2 separate regions of the Mus musculus genome follow, and region 1 is linked to region 2. A link is a contact called in ENCODE Hi-C data. All regions are on one chromosome and are shown on one strand. The core of a region is the stretch at or near the end of the contact, and the rest is flanking DNA. Distances in the headings are between cores, read along the strand shown. Region 1 holds the start of Nlrp9a (NLR family, pyrin domain containing 9A). Region 2 holds the start of Pnmal1 (PNMA-like 1).

What was found. A loop is a pair of places that touch in the nucleus more often than their neighbours do.
Region 1: a loop to region 2 is called in a map of regulatory T cell, with 118 times the contacts of the local background. The contact joins the promoter of Nlrp9a here to the promoter of Pnmal1 in region 2. A Hi-C loop is called at or near these places in 2 of 37 maps with a recorded cell type or tissue (T-helper 17 cell and regulatory T cell).

What each region holds. Positions count from the first base shown.
Region 1 is chr7:26,533,452-26,537,974 of GRCm38, reverse strand. Nlrp9a (NLR family, pyrin domain containing 9A) reads right to left here and starts at 2,952. Exons shown (of 10, transcript NM_001048219.2): 1 at 2,865-2,952.
Region 2 is chr7:16,958,001-16,961,992 of GRCm38, reverse strand. Pnmal1 (PNMA-like 1) reads right to left here and starts at 2,314. Exons shown (of 3, transcript NM_001007569.2): 1 at 2,102-2,314; 2 at 496-1,784. The coding sequence starts at 1,771.

The DNA.
Region 1 (4,523 bases), core at 1,703-4,202, 9.6 Mb before region 2:
GTTGATCTTTGCTATATCATGGGTTCTTCTATTTAACAACCCTATACCCCCTGTTTTCACATCCCAGGACACTAGATAGGAGAGAAACAAGGATAAACAAGTGGACAGAGATTCCTGAATCTAATTTCTTTCCTTTTGTTTCTCTTTTGACCATGGCTACTAACAAACCATAACCAGTCTCCCTAAATGACCAACAACCTCCCTTTGGGGCCCTACCATTTATATACTCTTTGAAACTTGCTGAATTCCAAATTTCACACAATTGCAGAAATCATCTGCAGCTGGCAAAACCATGCTTCTGCTAGAGCATGAGGCAAATCATGGTCAGCTCTTGCAGACAGCTAAAAGTAGTTCTACATACCTACAAATGAGAATAAAGTGAAATCACAGTCTTATAATATTTCTGTGTGTTTTTTTTAAAAGAAACCCAGAATTCTAGAATTCACAAAAATGCCACTACATCTTATCCTCCAGTATCCACCTCCCAAGTGTTGGGATCACAATTGTGATCTAACATTGCTGATTAAAAGAAAAATCAATCACAAGTGTGGAGGGAGGGAGGGAGGGAGGGAGGGACCTGAGAGGGAAAGTGGACAGGGGAGGGGAGTGAAGTGGGACAGGGTAACCTGATCTGGTATTGAGTGAGGGAAAATGAAGCCCTGAGGGCCAGCAGAAAGAATGGAAACAAGCAATCTCAGGAGATAGGAGGTTGGGGGGACCCTCCAGAATGCACCAGAGACCTGGAAGGTAAGAGATTATCAGGACCTTATAAATGCCCTACAGTATGGAGAAATGACTTATAGAACCCACCTCCAGCAGGAAGACAGGACATCAAGTGAGGGATGGGGTTGTCATCCCACAGTCACCTCTCTGACCCATAATTGTTCCTGTCTGAAAGAATTACAGGTATGGAAATGGAGAGGAGCTTGAGGAAAAAAGGTCTAGTGACAAGCCCAAAGTGGGATCCAGCTCAAGGGGAAATCCCAAGGCCTGACACTGTTACTGAGGCTATGAAGTGCTCACAAAAAGGGACCTGTCATGACTGCCCTCCAAACGACCCAACAAGCAGCTGAAAGAGTCAGATGCAAATATTTTCACCCAACCAATAGATGGAAGCAGCTGACCCCTGTTGTTGAATTAGGGAAGGCTGAAAGAAGTTGAGGAGAAGAGTGATTCTATAGAAGGAGCATCAGTCTCAATTAGTCTCAATCCCTGAAATCTTGCAAACACGGGACCACCAAACAGTCAGCATTCACCAGCTGATATGAAGCCCCCAACACACATACAGTAGAGGACTCCAGGGTATGTGTTCATTTAGAGATGATGTACCTAACTCTTAAGAAACTAGAGGCCCCAGGAAATTAAGAAGGTCAGGTAGGGTGGGGGTGGGGGTGGGGGTGAGGAGAAAGTATGGGATGTGGAACAGTCAGAGGGTGAATGGTGGGGTGAATAAAATATGGAGTGTAAAAAATAAAAGACAAAGTATCAGCTCAGAGCCCCCTGACCATGTTTTCAGACCAAGTTCTCAGCACAAAGGAGATTTCTTGGCTTCAGAGAATGACAGAGGGCAGGAAAAAGAAACAAACACAGGAGATAGAGAATGAGGGAGAAGAAGAGAGGAAGGAGACTGAGAAAAGAGGAAAGTGGTAAGGAGTATTTTGTTCATGGGTGGGGTGGGCAACAAACTGTCTCAAGATAGAGAAGAGACAGACATGGCACATAGGCCAATAGTGGCTTATAAAGGTACAAGGGGAAAGCCAGTGTTAGGAAGATGTATTTTATTTTAACTGGGAATGTTAGTTAGATAAGCCAAAGGAGGCTTTTGATTGCTGGACTTCCAATACTTTTATACCTGGTCATTGGTAGTTAGCTTCAAGAGGAGGGATTGGCCAAATAAGGGGATAGACTTTTGGGAACTAGCTTTAGGGGTATAATCTAGTGGCATTTAACAAGGCAGAAGAAATGAGGGAGAAGGGCAAGCCCTGCCAGAGCCATGCCAGTCACATTTGACGTGACCAGAGCTCTGTTACTGATATGATACAATTCTGAGGAAGGAATCCCCAGCTCCATGCATGCCAGACCTGGCCAGCACCAATTAAACTGTTTTTAGCCCTAATTAAAAAAATGAGCCTTGACTCCTTTTAGATGGATTCTTTTCTTTCATCCAATTTAGAGTAGGAAATAAAGAAGTTTAATTTTCTTTTTTACTTAATTTATTTTGAGACAGTTTTCACTGTGTAACCCTAGCTGGCTTGAAACTCCCTATGTAGACCAAAATAGCCTAAAACTCACAGAGGTATGTCTGCATCTGCCTCTTGAGTACTGAGGCTATAGTTGTGTGTCACTATGCCCATCCTATTACATTTTGGGGGGGGAGTGGGGGGCATGCATGTGCTACAGTGCACATGTGAAGGCCAGAAAAACTTCTGGGGATGTTGTTCCTCCTTCTATCAAGTAGGTGCCACAGATGCAACTCAAATAGCTGCCTTGGTAGCAAACACCTTTCCTAGCTGAGCCATCTCATCAGCCTAAGGGAAATATAGACTTTTAAAGGGAAGAAATCTCAGGTACACAGTCTCTACAAATTGGCATACTTTTCATTACAATTCTTCCTTGCAACAATAAAAAGAAAGATGTCATCTCTGGATCCCCCTCTTCTGTTCATTCCTCTAAACAAGTAAGAGAACAATTGAGAAATGATACAGTGATGGTAAAGTTAATTGTATGGACTTATATAAAATCATAGTAAATAATGAATGAGGGCTAAAGGTTTAATCATGATTCTGTAGACTATCAGTAAAGCATTGAATGGAGGAAACAGACAGAGATAAAAGATATTTCAGTAGAGAAAATGAGTTCCTTACCCATTCCAGACCTGGTCCCATGGGCTAGTACTTATTGAAGGGCCACTGTGAAAAACTAAGACTGACTAAGAAGTCATGCTAGCTTCTTGATTGGCTGTATACCTCGCCCTTTCATTGGCTGCTATGGCTCTATCATTGGCTGCAGGCTTTGTCAAAAATATTTCACCTGTGCTATTAGGTTTCAGGTATAAGTGATCACCATTGAGTTGTATCCTGGAAACTCTTGCGATGCTGGTAATGCAATTATATTAATTGCATTATATTAATTATTACAATAATTATATTATTATAATATAAGATAGTGACAGTTTAAGCCCAGTACCTATCTGAACAGCTTTTTGCCCCCAATGAGAGAGACAGGTTATGGGATCCATTCAACATATAATCAAAATATTTCCTTTATTTTGTGTTTTTTTCCCAATGGAAAACATTTTATCGGTATAGATTTTAACAGCAGGATCTGAGATTTGTCTGTGAGGAAGTAAATAGTGGCTCTTGAATGACTGGTTACATTTAAAAAGCACAGAAGCTGATGTCTTTGGGTGTCTAACAGCTCTCCGAGTTCCTCCTGCATCTCTAACATCAGGTGAGAGCTGATGTGTGTAAGGCTTTTCTCACCAAGTCACCACACTATCTGACTGACCTATGTCAACAGGAATATTACTATACCTAATTTCCAAAGTACTTGAGGGTATCAGAGAAGAGGCTAGAGTTGAGAAGACAGCTGCCTGGTCAACACAAATTTTAATCACTTTCCTATGTTGCCCCACTGCGGTGTTACTCAGCCTTACTAATGCTGTCACCATTTAATAGTTCTTCATGTTATAGTGATGCCTCTGCCCATAAAATTTTTTTCATTGCTACATCATAACTGTAATTTTGGTACTGTAAATATCTGTGTCTTCCAGGTGTCTTGGGCAACCCCTGTGAAAACATCATTCTACTCCCAAGTAGGTTTAAACTCACAGGTTGAGAACCATGTGTCTACAGGAAACCTGAACCCTGTTCAGGAATAAAAGGTCCTGTGATGGGGCAGTGGACAGGTGTGACTGAATTTTATTTAGGGAAATAGAGATTAGAAACTTCTGAATCCTCTCTACAAGATCTGAACCAACAAATGCTTTACACCTGTCTTGAAATTCTGTCCAGATTTCCTCACATTGCATCTCTAAATGATACCTAGCTGTTTCAGATAACACATTACAAGAAATACATCTTGATGTCTTTTTAAAACATGATATTATATTTATTTTTTGGGAGCCATGCACTTGTCGATGTCAGAGGACAACTTGTAGGAGTCAGTACTCTTGTTCCACCTATATCTCCCAGTGATTAAACTCAGAGTGTCATGCTTGGTAGCAAGCGCCTCTACCCACTGAATCGTCTCACTGGCCCCTTGTTTTCTCTCTTTCATTTTTATATTTATTATCTTAAGGGCTGGTGAGATTGTTTAGTGGATAGAGCATTTGCTGGGGAAACACTAACAGTCTGAGTTTAATTCCCAGAACTGTCATAAAAGGTACATGGGGAGAACGAAGTCCCAACCTGTCCTCTGACCTTCACATATGTGACATAACATAGAAACATGTATCTTCACAATAGCAAATACATAAAGAAATAGTTACTTAATTAATTGAAGTTTCTGATAGGTGCTATGGT
Region 2 (3,992 bases), core at 1,065-3,564:
GAAGCAGGAAGAACCATAATTAGATATTTACTGCCTGGGAATCTCCTGAGACCAGGACCGTGGCCACCCCCACCTCCACCCCTACCCAGCCAGGCCCTAGAAACGTTAGCCTTTGATCCCTACACCTCAACAGACTACAGAATCTCAAATCATAAATTTTTATATAGCCCAGCTGACCTTAAACTCTCAACCCTCTGCTTTGCCTCCCAAGTGCTGGGGTTACAAGCATGTGACACGATGTCCTGCGCCAAAACTGCTACATTTTTATGGAGGGAAATGGATCAGATGGTCATGGGTCAACCTTGACCCCAATGATGCCTAGTAAGGGCTCTAGGAGGGAGGCCCAGCCTCTTGCTTGATAATCCTCACCTGGGAGGGTAGCTTGTTTTTTCCTCCCCCAATATCCTGAGGTCCTCCTGGTTACCCTGTTGTGGCCCCCTCTGTACCCCACTGAACCCCACCTTAACTAACCAAGTCATCTCTATGTGCATTCACCTTTGGAGACTCGAGGGAAGGCTCCCAGCTTGGTCTTCTGAGGCCTGGATGTTGAAGCAGGTGCATCATGAGGTACCGACACAGCCCTTCTAGCACCAAGCCCTTTCTTCAGAATCGCTGTTTTGTTCTTGGTGGCTTCAGCATCAAGCAGGACATAGGAGAGAGTGCCCAAGCTCACCATCTTCTTCTTCTTCCTCGTGGGGACAGGGATCTTGTTAGAGGCCCAGGTCATGGCTTTCTTCTTTGCGGGGTTCTCCGGTCCACCATCTTGATCTGAATCCTCTAGGTTCCCGGGGCTGTCAGCTGCAGGCAGCGCAGACCGAGGAAGATCGCTGGGATCCCTCCAGACTCTTTTCTTCTTCCATACTGTCTCTTCCTGCTTCACAAAGGGTTTTTTGTTGCTCTTGACAGACTCTGGGATCTCTGAGCTCTGGGCAGCTTCACCAGCTTCCAAATTAACCTTATTGTAATTGCTGTTGTAATTGCTGCCCTGGGATTTCCTCCAGCATATTGGCTCTTGCTTAAGATTTTTTTTCTGCTTCCTCCTCCTGGAGCGAATCTTACCTCCAGGCCTGCGAACTAGAGGTTTTGGAGGGTCACCATGGTCCTCTGTGTTCTTCCAATAGTTTCGGTCCTCCATCTTGAAAGCTGAGCCCACTTCGACGCCCAGCCCGGGTTCCTTCTTTACTCTCTTCCTCGCTGTGGAAGCCCAAGCCTCCATCAACTCAGCCTCAGCAGCCTCCTCAGCCCTTGCTTCTTCATCCCGACTACGGATTGCAGCATCCATGTAGAATATGACCTGTACTACTGCACCCAGGAGCAACCCCAGGGCTTCTGCCCAGTTCGGTGGAGGCTGGTTTGAATTCGGTAGCGGTGGGTTAGGGTTAAGCTTCAAGAGGCGCACCATATCCTCCCAAGTGCGTCCTTCGCCATCCAAGAATTCGTTCAGATTTTTTAAAAAGTCGTCGTCCTGGGTGGGATCCCTGCAGACCACTCTCCAGACACCGCCCCTCCCTGGGAACTCCCGGGGTATAGAGCTCAGATTCACACCCTCGCTAACCTCAACTAGAGCAGCCTTCACGTTCTCTTGCCTCAAAAAAATTTTGTTGAGCACACGGTATGTGCCCAGTGGCAAGAGGACCCCATTCAAGGTCTCCTCAATTTCTGCGTGGCTACAGTACTCAGGGATCCCAGTGACCAACAGGGATCTGTGGATGTCCATTCCCATGCCCCTGCACCAATCTTCCAGCAGGGTCATGGCCACGGGCTCCGACATCTTTCTGCTCTACCTGTTCGTGAAAGAAAGGGGGTGGAGGTAAAGTAAGGCTCCCCAAATATGAATCCTGCAAAGTAACAAGGCAGTGAGGTCAAATCCCCTGGAAGATGGACAGGAATATAGGTCTCCCCTGACTCCTCCACAGCTTTGGCCTTACACAACGCCTCGTCCATAGCGCCTCTCCTCCCCGCTACCCCCCACCCCCGCTCCCAGGATCCTCCTTCCCAGCCTGGGCCCCTGGTGCTCACGTGTCCTGAATATGGTTCCTGGAGCCTGGCGCTCCACAGGTTCACAGGGATATTCTGGCCTCCCCCGCTTCTGACAACTCACCCAGGTCAAAGCTAGGAGCCTGGAGCACAGCTGCTTTCCCAAGCGCAGGCTCTGGCCCCAAAGAGGCCAGGACTCCGTCCCTATGCTTCAGCTCCAGTCAGCACAGGTCACACAGCCTTGATCTATACCGAGCTGGCCAGCTGGCGTTGAAGATCACTCATGCGCACTTGCTTCCTGCACAAGGTCCTCAGATCCGCATCCCCGGCGGTCTCCATGGCAACAGTCCATTGGTTGCTAAGCATCATCCTAGCCTGCTGTGTGTGGGCTCTGCAATCAAACTTAACATGGAAGACAGACAAAAGATGCGACTGCTGTGACTGCTTAGGTGTTCATTGGGCAAAAAGTTCACATTGTGCATCCCTCCAGAGCCGTTTCTCCACCACGGACTACTTTTTCTCTTTAAATACACACACACACACACACACACACACACACACACACACACACATAAACATATATATATATATATATATATATATATATATATATATATATCCCACCCTCACCCACAAGGCAGGGTCCTGTGTAGCCCTGCCTGGCTTGGAGCTCACAGAAACCTACCTGTCTCTACTTCCTGAGTGCTAGAATTAAAGTCTTGTGCCTCCATGTCTGGAAACTTTTATAATTAATTGTTGTTGTTGTTGTTGTTTTATAATGTGTTGTTGTGGTGGTGGGGATCCAATATCCCCTTCTGGCTTTGACAGGCACTACACTCACATAAAAGAAACACACACATAGATGAAAATTTTTAAAAAAATTAAAAGCTCTAGTAAAGAAAGTAATTTATTTCTCAATCCAGTATTTATTTCCCAGATAGACTATACTGTGGAATTCCTTATACAAAGCAAATGTGTATCGTCTGTACAGCTAGAGTTCCATGGTCCTCACGTCCCTTTGTCTGTATTCTCTAACATGGAAAAGGTGGATTGGGAGCGATGGGGAGGAGAGATGCCTCACAGGGACCCCGTGGCTTGGAGGATGTATCTATGGGCAAGGTCAAGTGCAGCCAGGAGGAAGGGCAGTGCAGGAAGTCATCTCCCTAGATAAGTGGGATCTTGCAGTTCTGTGTGCTCTTCAAGGCCATCTGCTGCAGGATGGATGTGGCTAAACCATGGGGACCTCTGGGAGCCCTGAACCTCCTTCTTGACTTCACAACTCCTGGGAGGGTGTGTGGTCACTCCATGGTATGTGAGGTAGTAGCAGGGTGGCATTATTCAAATCATCTTTCACCTTCAGATTCATTCTCCTATCAACAACAATCTCAAAAAAAAAAAAAAAGATGGAAACAAATCCTTAGGGGTTTGTTTGTTTGTTTGTTTTAATGAATGGCGGCTCTTTTCCTTCGTGACTTAGTAAAATAGATGACCCTTTCTATAATAACAAAGCCACTAGCCTTGGGAGAAGAGTAAGTTGGGTCATGTTGCCTGGGTGACTTGCCCAGGAAACGGGTCCGTGAACACAGCACTAGTGAAGAAGGGAAGCTTTTCCAGGGGACTTTTTGTGGTGTGGAATGGTGATGATGGTGATGTTGGTGATGGAGATGAAGAAGAATAAGAAGATGATGATAGAATACGAAGTAATTGGGGCGAGCCGGACAGTGGTGGCACATGCCTTTAATCCCAGCACTTGGGAGACAGAGACAGGAGGATCTCTGAGTTTTAGGCCAGCCTGGTCTACATGGCAAGTTCTCGGCCAGCCTAGGCTACATAGTGAATATGGGGAGAAGACACCCATATTGACTCTGGCCACCACAAGCACACCGAGTTCCAGGCCAGCCAATGCTATATAGTGAGACTTTTTCTCAGGAAAAGAAAAGTGTTTATCAGACTGGTGTTATATAGCTCAAGGGTTATAGCTCACTGGCTGCACTGGAATAGGACCCAGGGTCCAT